2 separate regions of the Mus musculus genome follow, and region 2 is linked to region 1. Evidence: chromatin loops called from intact Hi-C (ENCODE). Cell type or tissue: heart. All regions are shown on one strand. Each heading gives the region's core, and the rest is flanking DNA. Links, peaks and the distances in the headings are about the cores only.

Region 1 (2,910 bases), core at 171-2,670:
AAAGGTCCCGAGTTCAATTCCCAACAACCAAATGGTGGCTCACAACCATCTGTGATGAGATCTGATGCAATATAATGTGATCTTCCGGTGTGTCTGAAGACAACTACAGTATACACATAAATATAAAATAAATAAGTAAATATTTTTTTAAAAAACTTATCTTACCCATATCTAATTCTAATCTCTTGAACCTTGCCTTTAGGGAGAGACAACCCATTAACAGGAATAAACAAAATCTTTCTTTAATTAATTTGGCCATGACGATTTGGGTCAATGGTCTTTCTCCTCATGTCTGTGGGATTATATCTCTAAGGCATGAATTTCATGTTTGTGCAAGACTGTGGGTGCAGAAAGGGGTGGCAGGCATAACAACTAAGTTACTTTCTGAGTCCTTACATTCTTCAGAATCTTTACAGATTAGAATTTACACTAAAATTTCCTGGGAACAGATTGGCAAGCAGGTTGTCTTCAGGGGTGACAGTGGTCGTGCAGGCTCCCCCGCCCCCCCATCAAGGTTAACACAGGAGGTTTAGGATTCTGCTGTTGCCATCTTGAATTCTTTGTTGTTGTTTTTGCTTTGTTGTCTCATGTAGCCCAGGTTGGCCACAAAGTCACTCTGCATGTAGCGTGAGCATGGCATTAACCTTCTGGTATTTCTGCCCCAGCCTGCTAAACCTGTGATTATAAAATGCATAACGCAACCAGACCTGGCTGCCATCAGGGAAATCTTGCTATTGCTTTTGTATTGTGTTCTGCAAATGAAGTCTAAGGGGACAACGGAATCTTGACTTTCTGTGGTCCTGAGTCAGGATCTACTACTCCCTGTCCCCTGATATCCTGCCTTCTGCTAGGCCTCTCTCCCTTCTCCTATGTTGTGGTTTCTGCCACCCTCCACTTGGGGAGGTGACTGGGGGATAGCAGTGGAAGCGATCTGTGTTCCTCTCACCTAGGGGTAGAGCCACCTCTGCACATGTGGCTGGTAATGTGTGAATGCCACCTGTGAGCCACAGGCTGGGGAAGAGGGGCTCTGGGGCAGAGGTGACTGTGTGGTTTCTCATTCTACGTGGGCTCCAAATCACCATTTTACAAAAGAACTTCTTAAACAGTGATCATCTTTGAAGACCGGGGATGGGGAGTGGTAGGAAAGAAGAAGGTTTCCTGTTTAATCTGGTTTTTAAATATAGCTAGCTTGGCACAAGCAATGATGTTTCCCCAGTGAAGTGGAACCAGAAAGGGATGTGAATGCAGAATGAGAGTGAGCAACGTCCTGAGGGAAAGCTCTCCCAATGGCAGGGCTAGGCATGGAGAAGTGGAGGAGATGGAGACCCTTGTCACCCAGCAGAGGGAAGTAGCGCTCCCTCCCAGAACAGCAAGTGGTTGTGGCTCCAGGCCACTCATTTATAGTGTCCTGTTGGGAAGGTGAATTGGGCAAGGGAGGAAGATGAAGGAACACTCTTGGCTGACATAGGCCAGTGTGCCCAACAGAAGAAACGGTGTGGGTTTAGTGTAGCAATGAGCTCCCTGGAGAACTGCCTGCATTTTAGTGGGCAGAGAAGAGAAAATGGATCGGAACCTCCAGGTTCATACACTGAGGCCAATGGGTCGGAACCTCCAGGTTCGTACACTGAGGCCAGCAGGCATGTGCAGACGCAGCAGTCTGCTCCTAGTTCTCCTTAGGCCGGCAAGGAAGGAGCCAAGTGACCTTGCCCTGCAGCATGGGATGGATTGAAGTTTCAGCTGTGAGCTCAGCGGTGAGGGGAAAGCAGATACTCTCGGGCGGGCGGGTGAGGGCTGACTTAATTAGCCATTTTAATAATTCATGAGTCTTTAAAACATTTGCCAGATCCAGAGCTCAGCTTCAGCTTCTGGTATTTAGCTCTGGGATGTCTCTACCACAAATTGTGCTGCTTCACAGGACAGCCAGGGGCAAACCTGGTAACATGGGCTCTGGGTTTAGCTAGACCATGTCCAGTTCTTCATCCTTTGGGGTTCAAAACCTCTTTGAGAACGTGGTGGAGGTTCTGGACCCTTGTCTTAGGAAGAGGCATATACACATGCATATAATTATATGTACATGTAATTCAGGGCTCAGCAGTCTCCTCCGAAGTCTCCTGTCTTGAACTTCTGCTTAAGGATTCTTGATTTAGATCATCTCGGATTCTATTTTAAACTCACCCCCAAGCCAGGCTGTTAATCTGTCAGCGCAATTCTGTAACTCTGGATTTGCAGGGAACCGGTCTCAAGGAGATGTCTGCAGAGTGAGAAATGCGAATGTGATATTGGTTCATTAGGCTGAAGTAATGTGAAGGCAGAAAACAGAAAGGAACGAACCGAAGACTGAATGCAAAGCCCTGACCTCCCTCCCTCCCTCCCTGCTAGAGAGGAGGAAGGCTGAAGCCCAGGGGGTGGGACTTGTGAACAGGACAGCCAGGGGTCCTTGAGTGCCAGCCTAAGTGCCTTCCTGATTCCCCTTAACCTCCTGAATTCCAGTTTCTGCACTTGTAAGCTGGAGCTAATAGGAATCCAGCCTGTGTCTGGATTTAGAGGACCAGGCGAGCTGAGTTCTGTAAATGCGTCTGCGTGGTACTTGAGAAATGCCATAAATTTCAGAACACTGCATTGGTTTAATGCCAGAGGAAGGGAATGCTGCAGAGTAACTGGAAACTGCTGGCTGATGTCCTGTCCCCTTCCTCATAAGGGACTGCGGATGGCTGCTGGGGCTACTGAGGCGTGATGCTATCACAGCCTTGATTTCTTCCCCTCCATAGGGCTGAGGAGTGTGGGGGTATAAGAAATACCAAGAAGGGAAATGTGGGCTTTTTTTCTGGCTGCAAGCCCGAACACAGCAGAGAACGCAACAGAGAGAGCTCCGGAAAGAGTGAAGAGCCATGTGTCTCTTCCATTTCAGAA
Region 2 (2,834 bases), core at 1-2,500, 210 kb before region 1:
CCAAAGTATGATATAATGGACATTCAATGTAATTGAAAGAAAAAGCAACGGGGGTGGGTGGGGGAGAGGTTATTATGGTGATCAAATTAATCTTCCTAGGCCACAAATGAGTTCTGAAGCCTTTTAGGGAGAGATGATGCTGAGTGGTGAGAGCCAAGGTGGCAGAAAAAAAAAAGAAAGAAAGAAAGAAAGAAAGAAAGCTAGCTAGCTAGCTAGCTAAGCACAGCTTTCCAACTAGCTCAACCGCACTCAGCAAACAGTAGGGGATCCACAACTGAAATCCGGGCAGTTCAGCTCCAGGGCATATCCTAGGTCCTGACCACTTGGCGATACTGCCCTTCAGCAATGGTCCATCCCAGGTTCTCAAGCGAGACGGTTTAAAAAAAACAAAACAAAACACAGCCTATTGGCAAATGAGGGTGTCTTAAAGGAAGCTCTCAAAACGCCCTCCACTCCTCGCTCCTAGGCTGCGGGCTGTTATTGATTTGGAGGTACCCACGGTGACACAAGACTCTAATCCTATCAACTTGGGAGGCTGGAACTCGAGGCGTCCGAGGACAGCCTGGACTCGGCGGTGTGCAGCCGCCCAGCGCACTGTGCGGAAGCGAACCAAAACAAGATGCTAAACGCGTGGCCCGGGGAGGCAGCTCTCGGGCGGGGCGCTCCGCCGCAGCCCCACCGCTGCATGCGCCCAGGTTTCCGGCAACGCGGCCCCGAGCCGGCCCGGGCCCCGCCGCCGCGGCTGCCCTCACCTGCCGGCCCCATGTACTTGATCACGCCCTGGGTCTTGAACACCTCGCGGGCCGCCAGCAGCGCGTCCTCTCCGTGCGCCGTGTAAAAGTCGCCGCGGTCGAAGAGGCGCACCGTGGTGCTCGGCTTCTCCGGCATGCCCTCAAAGAAGCGCACGAAGCCCGCCTCGGCCGCGCCTTCCAACTGCAGCGTCTCCTTAGGCTGCACCGCCATTTCCGAGCCGCTCCACACCAACACCACTAGAGCACAGAGCGACCCTGCGCTGGCCGCGTCGTTTCCCGCCTCCCCAACCTCGCCCCCTAAACCTCGTCCGGCCTCTGTGGGCTCGCCCAATCACCATGCAGCGCTGCGCCCCGGTGGGTGGGAGTCTACCGCAGTAGCCAATCATAAGCGAGCAAGGTCCCAGCTTCCCGCGAACTCTAGGACTCTAGCTACTGCGCATGCGTCCGACTTCTGCAGCCTTGCAGGCCTTCCAGAGGCTGCGCTTTCAAGTCCGCCTGGTGGGTGGGTAGGTGTGCTAGGCGGGGTCAGCTAGGAATTTGTTTTATCAAGTGACCGGAAACGTAAGAGTGAAATCACAAAGAACTTGTAAACAAAGAACTATCTTTTTTCCCCCACCCAGCCTTGAGTGTGCGTTATACACTTGCAGTGCAAACTGCCATAGGTAAAATTTCAGGTATATTCTGCACAACCTCTTGCTGACCCAGTTTTGCATTTCGCCCATCGGTTGACGAATTCATCCAATAGACACTTGGCAAGCCGAGCGTGGTGGCGCATGCCCTTAATCCAAGCACTCGGGGGGGCCTCTGAGGCCAGCCAGGTCTACCAATCGAGTTCCAGGGAAGTCAGGACTACACAGAGAAACCTTGTCTGGTAAATAAATAAATAAAGGACAGATGGGGGCTCAGCACCTTGTCTGGTAAATAAATAAATAAATAAATAAACAAATAAAGGACAGATTGGGGGCTCAGCAGTTTCCTAACTTCCTAATGTTTTCATAGTCGCCTACCTTGAGTTCAGTCCCCATCACTAGTGTAGCTCATCATAACTGGTAACTCCAGATCCTCGGTGTGGGTGGAGGAGGTCAGGTGCAGACACTTATTAATTTAAAGAAAAAATATATATATTAAATGTGGAAACGAGTAGGGTGACACACACTTGAAACCCCAGCTCTCAGGAGGTCAGAAGGGCCAAAAGTTAAAAGTGGGTCTGGCAAGAAACACAGTACAGTATTATCCTTGGCTACGCAGCTGGAGGTCAATTTGGGCTACCAGAGACTGCATCCTAAATAAATAAATAAATAAATAAATAACCTGCTTTGGAGTTCTAAATAAATAAACATCCTGCTTTGGATTTCTGTGTAGCAAGACCCTGTCTCAATAAAGAAAAGGGTGGAGGCGGGGGAGGTAGAGAGGTTGCATCTGGTTTTTCTTCCGTGCTAGTGAATGGATGCAGACTGCACACTGTTTTAGAAGTAGATAAACAAACACACAGAAAGATGGAGACTAAGAGGTGTAAACCGACAGGAAAAACTGCAGGGTTATAAACATTCTTAAGGGCTAATTAACTGATTAAGATGTGATTGTAGGGAGCTGAAATATTGCAAGCCCTGAGCCAAATTATCTTGAGCTAATTGTAGTCCCCTAAAGAGCTACTATTGCCCACCTCTGTGTTTACCTTAACAACCTTGTGATTATCAAATATAATCTTTGTACAGACCCCTTAGTTTCTACGGCCTTGATTTAAAACTTTCTTTGTTCTGTTTCTATACAGTTTCTCGACGGCCACTGAGATGGCTCTGGGTGAAGGTATGTGTACCAAGCCCGATGCCCTGGATTCCGTGCCTGGACCTATTGTGTGGTATCCACCAGAGAAAACAACTTGCCCACAGGTTTAAGCCAATAGGACAGCTTTATTACTTGACCAGTAACTACCCTGGGTATTCAGGATCCCATTGTAGCACTGAACTTTTCTTGGGGTGAGCTTTTAAGCTATATACATATACATATATTTATATTCTGGGTTGTCATACTCCAATTAACAAGAACAGTTAACCAGAAGTGGAACTAAAAAAAAAAAAAAAA

Evidence for each region. Peaks named below come from ENCODE experiments on the same cell type or tissue, not always from the same donor. Only the 100,000 strongest peaks of a DNase experiment are listed, where the experiment ranks them.
Region 2: it touches region 1 in a loop (2.1-fold over the local background); 2 of 42 quality-filtered maps call a loop at or near these places.

What each region holds. Positions count from the first base shown.
Region 1 is chr17:87,460,123-87,463,032 of GRCm38, reverse strand. Gm30794 (predicted gene, 30794) reads left to right here and starts at 2,674. Exons shown (of 3, transcript NR_168623.1): 1 at 2,674-2,910. In heart, for the core only: a CTCF peak has its summit at 1,346 (motif pointing right); no DNase peak of the experiment used is centred there; H3K4me3 peaks cover 794 bases; H3K27ac peaks cover 1,191 bases.
Region 2 is chr17:87,670,725-87,673,558 of GRCm38, reverse strand. It overlaps Msh2 (mutS homolog 2), which reads right to left and starts at 1,027. Exons shown (of 16, transcript NM_008628.3): 1 at 753-1,027. The coding sequence starts at 963. In heart, for the core only: a CTCF peak has its summit at 1,256; a DNase peak (open chromatin) is centred at 1,128; H3K4me3 peaks cover 1,786 bases; H3K27ac peaks cover 1,606 bases.